Linked DNA regions of Homo sapiens: region 2 is linked to region 1. A link is a loop called in an ENCODE intact Hi-C map of the cell type or tissue named here. Cell type or tissue: PC-3. All regions are shown on one strand. Links, peaks and the distances in the headings refer to the core of each region. The heading gives the core; the rest is flanking DNA. Region 1 has its middle 7.5 kb from the start of GPR119. Region 2 has its middle 170 kb from the start of RBMX2.

The links. A loop is a pair of places that touch in the nucleus more often than their neighbours do. Peaks named below come from ENCODE experiments on the same cell type or tissue, not always from the same donor. Only the 100,000 strongest peaks of a DNase experiment are listed, where the experiment ranks them.
Region 2: a loop joins it to region 1, with 6 times the contacts of the local background. A loop is called at or near these places in 2 of 110 quality-filtered maps.

Annotation. Positions count from the first base shown.
Region 1 is chrX:130,391,009-130,395,409 of GRCh38, reverse strand. No RefSeq gene overlaps it. Among named protein-coding and RNA genes, the nearest start is that of GPR119, 7.5 kb to the right of the region's middle. In PC-3, for the core only: CTCF peaks have their summits at 1,561 and 1,763 (motif pointing left); a DNase peak (open chromatin) is centred at 1,759.
Region 2 is chrX:130,573,931-130,578,331 of GRCh38, reverse strand. No RefSeq gene overlaps it. Among named protein-coding and RNA genes, the nearest start is that of RBMX2, 170 kb to the right of the region's middle. In PC-3, for the core only: CTCF peaks have their summits at 2,117 and 2,316; no DNase peak of the experiment used is centred there.

The sequences.
Region 1 (4,401 bases), core at 198-4,197:
ACCTTTCCTCCACTGCCTAAGCCAATGCAGCGATTTTCCATACCTCAAGCAGCACAACTTTCAGAAGCTGCCAAGATTCTTGATGAGCTGATTAAAAAGCAGAATCTAGTTCCAGGGAAGAAAGGGAGAAAGTAGAGAAAAAAAGTGCTGGAGGAGCATATGACTCTAGTTCTGGTAGAACCCACCTGTAATCACAAATCACATTTACTCTAAATTCATAATGTGAAGTTCCCATTGGCATGCGGGCCTAAAGGGCATGCTGGCTGGACTGAACCAAATGGGACAATCAGACCCGGTGGGAGGAGAAGTAGCACTGGGCAGATCTAACTGGAGCTGAATGTAAAAGTATTTTTCAGGGATAACAGGTACCTACCTAGAGCAAGAGTTCCCAAATGGTCATCACAATTTCACCTAGGTAGGTCAGTCCTCCCAAGCCAATGACTAGTGCCCACTCCCTGTTCTCCAAAAGATTCCTTGCACGGGCAGCTTTTACCCTCCTCTTATTCATTTTCACTGTTCTGAGCCAGAGTTTTCCTGGGGTGCTCTGTTGCCTGAGGTGAAGAAGCCAGTTACCGGGAGTGCTAGATGAAACACTGATCCAGGGTATAGGAGATGGTCTACAAATTAGGGAAAGGAATGAGTGGGCCACAGCTCAAAGAAGCCAGATCACTGAGACATGACAATGTAAAGACCAGAGCACATGAGTGCTCGGGGACAAGCTGACAGACAATGCTAAGCTTCTAGAGAAGAAGCACAGGATGGGTCTGTCTTGGCTCAAATCACAATGATGTTGCATGAAGGCTGGCAGCATTCTACCCTGGAATGGCAGGAGGTGGCATCCTTCTTGAGGGTGGATGCAGGTTTTCAAGGCTATAGGATGATGCCACACAGCTTGCATTCCATCTCTGGTCAGCAACTTACATTCTGGAGAGAACAGGTGGGACACATAGAGCTTGGCAGACCTGAGTTCAAATCCCAGTTCTACCACTTGCTAGGTATAGAAACTTGGGCAATTTAATTAGCTTCAATTAACTTTTTTGTGGTAGCCTTCCCAAGTTATGAAATGGTGATAATATCACCTCTTAGAGATCTTGCAAGGATTGTGATAAGAGGTGAATATTACTAATATTTATAATAATATTATATTCTTTTCACATTCCAAATACTCCCAGCCATTGTTACAAACCCCCTGACCCCTTCTGCAACCCACAAATCTTACCCCCTAGTGAACGAAACCAGTTCTTCCTTAGGAAAAAGGTGGAAATCGCTTTCTGAGAGTTGGAGGGCTGCTATATAAAACTCAGCCTAGCATGACCCCCTGACTGGTGTCTTTCTTGAAGAATACACTTCAAGAAAGATTTGCAATGAAAAAAGCTAGAAACATTAATTGAATATATATTTTCTCCCCTCACCCCACCCCATTCCACAAGCCATGGACATCGGCCAAAAAGGTATGTGTGTTTTTACTCAACTCTATTCTGCAGGGGACGGAAGGATTTCAGCCTACTAGTTGTAACTATATAAATCCTTTTTTTAATGGAGCAAGAAGGTTCTGAGTCCTGAGTGACAAATGAAAATGTCTTCAGGGACCATGCTAGGTCCCTGAAGAGCTACTCTGGCTTGCATGAATCCCAGCTAAGATGCAACAAATTCAGAGCAACCCAGAAGTGCAAAAAGTGTCCTATTTATCCAGCTAAACAGGAGCAGAGCCTTTCCAAGGATTACTTTCTCCCTGCAGAGTGTGCCCTCTGCTGGGCTTCCTGGCCACTGGCATTTTGGCATCTCAGGCCAACAATGCTGCTGTTTCCTGGCTATGTAGGAACACTTGTAGTATTGCAACCAAATGCCTCTTGGGCAGTAACCACCGCCAAGCAGCGATATAACCAGGACCTAGTTTTTGAATTGTCTCCACATACTAACCCTTGAAACCAATGTATTAATTTCCTATTGCCGCTGTAACAAATTACCCCAAACTTTGTGGCTTAAAACAACACAAATCTATTATCTTCCAGTTCTCGAGGTCAGAAGTCTGAAATCAGTTTCACTGGGCTAAAGTCAGAGTGTTGGCAGGGCTGATTCCTTCTGGAGGCTCTAGGACAGGATTCCTTGCCTTGCCTTTTCTGACTTCCAGAGGCCTCTTGAATCCTTGGCATGTGATCCCTTCCTTGCATCACTCCAACCACTGGCATCTGTCATCACATCTCCAAAACTGCCCACTCTGATCTCCTGACTCCCTGTTTTAAGGGCCCTTATAACACTGGGCTCACAGGGATGATATCACTGGGTTCACAGGAAAAATCCAGGATAATCTCTCCATCTCAAGATCCTCAACTTAATCACATCTGCAAACTAGCTTTTGCCAAGTAAGGTCATATATTCATAGGCTCCAGGGATTAGGATATGGACATCTATGCAGGGGGCATTATTCAGCCTACCACACCCAGGCTTCTGCAACATGGAATACCAAAAAGACCATTGGACCAGGCGTAAGGAGAACTGGATTCCAAATCCCAGCTCTGCCACCCCTTTCTAGTTGGGTAACCTTGGGCAGGTCCCTTTATCTCTCCAAGCCTCAGCTTCTTTACTTATGAAATGGAGATGAGATAATAACCCATAGCTCACAACATGTTATTGAATGTATGAAAAGCTCTTTCCTATCATAGTAACTAACATAGAATAGGCACTCCATAAACCTGCTGTGTAGGCAATGTTTGTGTGGGGTGACAGGATGAGTAGTTAGAAGGCTACAGTAATAGTGCAGATGAAAGATAATAAAGTACTGAATGAAAGAGGCAATAGCAGGAATGGAAAGCAGGAGTGATAAGATAAATGGAGAGGTACACATGAGTCCAGATTTATACATTTCCTTGGGCTCAGGGTAAAATGAGCCTCATTTTCCATGATCATTGGACTTTATTTAAAAAGAAAGGCTTCTACTACTTCTCAGCCTAACGACCTTAAAAAAACCCAGAGTATAAAAGTGTCAGCTTGAAGGCCAGTGTGATAGGATGTGCAAAGGCACAGAGACACAAACTGGTAACAAAAGGGGACAAGATGTAATCTCTGTGGTTGACATGAGATGGGATGAACTCTTGGTGGCTGTCCACAGGTCTCACACAAGCTGCTGGCCTGTATGTCGATTTCCAACATCTTCCACTTATAAGTGGTGTAGCCCTTTGGAAATAAGTCACCCTCTCTGTGTGCCTTGATTTCCTAACCTGTAAAATCAAGGCATGAATAGTACCTACCTTACAGAATTGTCGTGAAGGTTAAATGAAACTCCATGTTGTATATTTAGCACAGTACCTGGCACTTAAAGGCCCCATAAATGTTAGCTGGTGTCATCCATTGCTGCAAGAAGACTCAGATGCCCCAGAAGGATAGGGCTATTTCCTCAAAGCGCCTCCCACTCCAAGAAGAGCCTCAAATACTGATTCTCCCACCCTGTCATGTCCTACATTTCTTTCAATCCACATATACCCCTCTCTTTACAGTTGTAGCTCAGGCTAGTAACAGCAATATAAATAAAAGGAAACACACATCCTCTCTGTCTCTGTCTCTGTCTCTCTCTCTCTCTCTCTTTCTCTTTCATGTATGTATGTATGTGTTATTTTAATATATATAATGTGTATACTATATAGTGTACATATGTATCTGTGTATTTTGTATATAACATATATTACATACATAAAATAGTGTATATATGTATGTGTATATATAAATATATACAGTTCTGTGGCACATAATGATGTTTCAGTCAACAATGGACCACGTATATGATGGTGGTCCCATAAGATTATAATACTGTATTCTTACTGTACCTTTTCTGTGTTTAGATATATTTAGATACACAAATACTTTCTGTGTTTAGATATATTTAGATACACAAATATTTAGATACACAATTGTTACCATTGTGTAATAATTACAGTATCCAGTACAGTAACAAGCTATAGGTTTGTAGCCTAGGAGCAATAGGCCATACCATATACCCCAGATGTACAGTAGGCTATACCATCTAGGTTTGTGTAAGTACACTGTGATGTTCACACAATGACGAAATTGCCTAATGATGCATTTCTTAGAACGTATCTCTATCATTAAGAGATATGTGACTATATATATTTGCATGGGTGTGCACTCACACACACATGCACTTTTGTGTTGTTTGGAAAATCCCTTTGCAAAATGGTGCCTGGGTTGGAACAGGGAGAGGTAGTTAAGGGGCATGTTTGTTTCTTTTGAAATTACATAGATACATTCTCGCTGTGAAAATATATGACAAGTTATCCGGCGCGGTGGCTTACGCCTGTAATCCCAGCACTTTGGGAGGCCAAGGCAGGCGGATCATCTGAGGTCAGGAATTTGAGACCAGCCTGGCCAACATGGTGAAACCCCGTC
Region 2 (4,401 bases), core at 244-4,243, 180 kb before region 1:
TTCTTATTCTCTGGATAAATTTGTATAAGTTTGGAATTATTTCATTCTTTTTTTCTTTCTTTTTTTTCTTTTCTTTTTTTTTTTTTTTTTTTTTTGAGACAGAGTATTGCTCTGTCACCCGGGCTAAAGTGCAGTGGCATGATCTCGGCTCACTGCCACCTCTGCCTCCTGGGTTCAAGCTATTCTCGTGCCTCAACTGCCAGAGTAGCTGGGATTACAGGTGTGCACCACCATACCTGGCTATCACTCTTGAATATTTGGTAGAACGCACTGGTGAAGCCATCTGGACTTGGAGTTTTTCTTTGCAGGAAGGTTTTTAATAGCAAATTCAGTATATTTAATGCTTGTAAGAAAATGCAGGGTTTTTTGTTCCTTCTTAAGTCAGTTTTGGTAAGATGTCTTCTTACGCCACCACTCCAACTCTCCCAAAACCACCTTCTACATGTGAACTGAAGGAATTGTTGTTTCAAAAAGCAAAGCAGATTATACTATTCCTCTGTTTGAAAGCTTTCGATGGCTTTTAATTTTATTAATAAACAAAACCAAGAACTGCTTGCCTTGGCCTATGATGCCTTGCATGAACTAGTCCTGCCTAACTCTTTAGCCTCACTTTTTTTTCACTCTGGTGCTTGCTCACTCTGCTCTATAGCCACACTGGCCTTCTGTTTGGTCCGTAATAAAAAACCAAGCTTGTGTTTCCCTCAGGGCTTTGCATTTGCTGTTTCTTCTTTCACATGCTCTTCTCCCAATTGTAACAATGCTGGCTCTTTCTCATTCTTTATAGCTCTGTTTAAATGTCACCTCTTCTGAAAGACCTTTCCAGATCATCCCATCTAAAGTAGGTTCCTGTCTTATTTTTTCCTTCATGGCACTTAATCATAACTTGCAGTCCTAATTGTTTTGTTTTGTTTATTTCATTTAGCCTTCCTTCCTTTCTCTAACCTGTAACATGCTTGAGACCTGGGATGTTGACCACCTTATTTATTGTTATGGTCCTAGTGTCTAGCACACTACCTGGAATGTGGTAGGCACTCAATGTTTTTTTCATGAATAATGAATAAGCTTAATCAGGGCTAAGACATGGGTGGAGGGGATGGCTTGCTTAGGGGTAACTCAGGATATAACAAATCAACCCTAAAGCATTAGTAGAGTAAAAGCAAGCAAAGTTCAAGTGGATTTGATATTCAGGAACAGTAGACAAACCAGAACTGAATAGGGATTTTGAATGCCAGACTAAGAAACTTTGATTTTATGCTAATGGCAACTGAGAGCCTTTGAAAGTGTCACAGGAAGAGATTAAACAAGGTGCCTAGGTTCTAACAGCTAATTAATGTCTAAGCCAAACCTGAAATTCAGATCCTTGACTCTGATTCCTCTGTAATCAGTTGCTTCTCTAAGTAACAGCACTTGGAATAAAAATATAAAAGCACAGTGGTAAGCGACTGGGCTCCAGACTCAGACTGCCTATATTCACATCTCAACTCCACCACCTCTTAACTGTGGGACCTTGGACCCCATTCTCTACACCTGTGAAATGGACATAATGAGTACTAAAGTCATCAGACTGGTTTGAGAATTAAATGAGATGTAATACAGTGTCTGGCCCATGGTAAGTGCTCAATAAATGCTGGTTGCTATTAACCACGTCTTATTTCTTTTTACTTGGCAGTATTTTCTAACTCTTCTACAATGAACGTGTCATGCAAAAAGAGTAAGCGATGGAATTTACATTAAAAAGTGACTTGAAAAATAGTATCCCTTCAACCTAGAAGGATCATCTCATCTCAGTTTTTGGACCCTCGCCCAAATCATCCTTTGAAAATACTCATGTGAGATCACATCAATAAAACTTCCTTGCATTCTCTCCTGAACTCCTTCTGTTACAATATTAGAGGGAAGAATACCCAAGTTGTATTTGGAGCCCCTGTTTTCTTAAGATTATAATCCATGGAGATTCAAGATGCAGGAGAAAAAACTTAAAGGGGGAGTCTTCATTCTGACAATAAGATTTGTGAATTTCCACTTGCTTTCTTGTCAAAAGGGATAGGAAAGATGCGAAGAGAGAGTTCTCTGGCTGAAGAATTAACTTCCAATCAGCTTGGAACTCCAGGAACTGTTCATGTGAACAAGCTCAATTTCACACTCTGTTCTTCTCATCTTTAAGATCCAAGAAAGTAAATTCAACAGGAAACAGTTATTTTAGGCTAGTGCCACATCAATATACTTTGTGTTTCTCAAGTGTAGATGCAGCGGGAAGAAGGCAACTTAGCTCAATCTGAAACTGTATGAACAGGAGCATTTCGGCTTGCTGGGCTGCAGCGTTCCTAGTGGCCAACAGGTGTATAAAACACATCTGCCCATTTCTTTCAGCTCCGTTTCTGTGGGCTTACTGGTTTCCAGAGTTGAGTGGCCTAGATATTTTTCTAAGTGACAACTTCTTAACCTAGGACCCACTGATGGGTTTCGGGGGGTCTATGAATGAGTTAAATTTGTAAGTGCAAAGAATTGAAACCTTATTGTACTGAATTTTTAAAGCCATTATTATGAGGAAGGATAATATCATGAATGAGAGAGCTGCATAAATGCTTTAAATGGAGAGGCTCTGAAAACGCCTGTTGCCTTAAATGTAATAGATCCCTTCCACTGATTTGCCAGGGTGCACAAAATTCTTTTCATTAGCATAGCCCTGTAGAACCTCCTTGGATTAAGCTTCAAGAGCTTCTGAGGGCTTCCATTTCCTTTAGTGACAGGCTAGGTTATTCGGATGAACCCTCCTGCCAAAAATAACAAAAAATGCTCCATAAAACACAGAAACATTCCCTCCCTTTAAAATATTTACATGATTAAAAGAGACGGGAGAATCTCTTGAACCTGGGAGGCAGAGGTTGCTGTGAGCCGAGATCGTGCCACTGCACTCCAGCCTGGTTGACAGAGGGAGACTCTGCCTCAAAAAAAAAAAAAAAAAAGATAATGTGGGAACTGCCAGGTCAAATTTCCCAGAGAAGTAAGCTGAATATCAGTACACCAAAGCCACTTGTTATGAAGTGAATGTGTATGTCCCTCACCCCAAAATTCATATGTTGAAATCCTAACCCTGAATGTGATGGCATTAGGAGGTGGGGCATTTAGGAGGCAATTAGGTCATGAGGGTAGAGCCCTCATGAATGGGAGTGGTGCCCTATAAAAGGGATCCTAGAGAGCTCTCTCTGCTCTCTGCCATATGAGGATACAAGGAGAAGTCAATAGTATTCAACTTGGCAGAGGGCACTCACCAGAAATGATCGTGCTGGCACCCTGATCGCAGACTTCCAAGCTCCAGGACTGTGAGAAAGAAATTTCTGTTGTTTAATCCACCCAGTCTATGGCACTTTGTTATAGCAGCCCAAATGGACTGAGGAACTACTTTTACTCTGTGAATATTTGCTGGTACTGAATACTTTAAGCATCAGTTCTACGGCCTCAAGGGGCAAGGTGCAGAGAAGTCAAGGCCCAGGTCCCACTCAAGGTAAGGAGTCCTACAGCAAACCCAATCCACATGAAGTCGAGCCTCTAAAGGGCTCTAAGTTAGGGTAGGGATGAACCACAACTAAAATAGGCCTTCTCTATTAATCAGAGTTTGGTCAGGAAAACAGGAGCCACTCTATGTATTCCAAGTATGAAAGGTTTTAATACAAGGAAACAGAGACCTACATATCTGTTGGAAGAGCTTGGTGAGCAAAAGTCATGGAAGTTGCTGCCAGAGTTCTCAGCCTGCAGTATCAAGGCCAGTGATTCTTACATGCTCACCTGGAAACAAACAGAATCTCAAGAACCTCTAGGTATCTCCCATCAACATAACATATTTCTAACTATTTTCTCTTATAGTGAAAATATCGGTTCCTAAAAACATTAATATAGTTATTTGCTTTATCCTATGATATGCATAAAATGATTTCAAAATAAAATACTATTAACAATAAACAATGAGGAAAGTTAAGATGTCTTTCTGGTTCCTTGTCCTTAGAATTTATCTCACTAAATATCTATAGTCAGAGTGTTGTGTTCAAAAATTACTTGAAACATTAGTTACTCTGCATATATAATTAGGTTATTTGACTGCGTGGTAAAACTCTGGTGGGGCCATCTAGGCCAGAAGTTTCTTTATAGGATATTTTTTTTAATTTTTTAAGCAAGAAAGTTCGAAGAATTATACAATGCAAACCCACATACCCTCTACTTAGATCAACAATTGTTAACATTTTTCCATATTTGCCTTACATAGATAAATAATAGATGTATATATTTTATTTTTGCTGAACTTTTTAAAAGTAAATTGCAGGAATCATGAGTTTACCTCTAAATACTTTAGCATGCATTTCCTACAAATCAGGACATTCTTATGTAAATTACCATTCTGCCTGA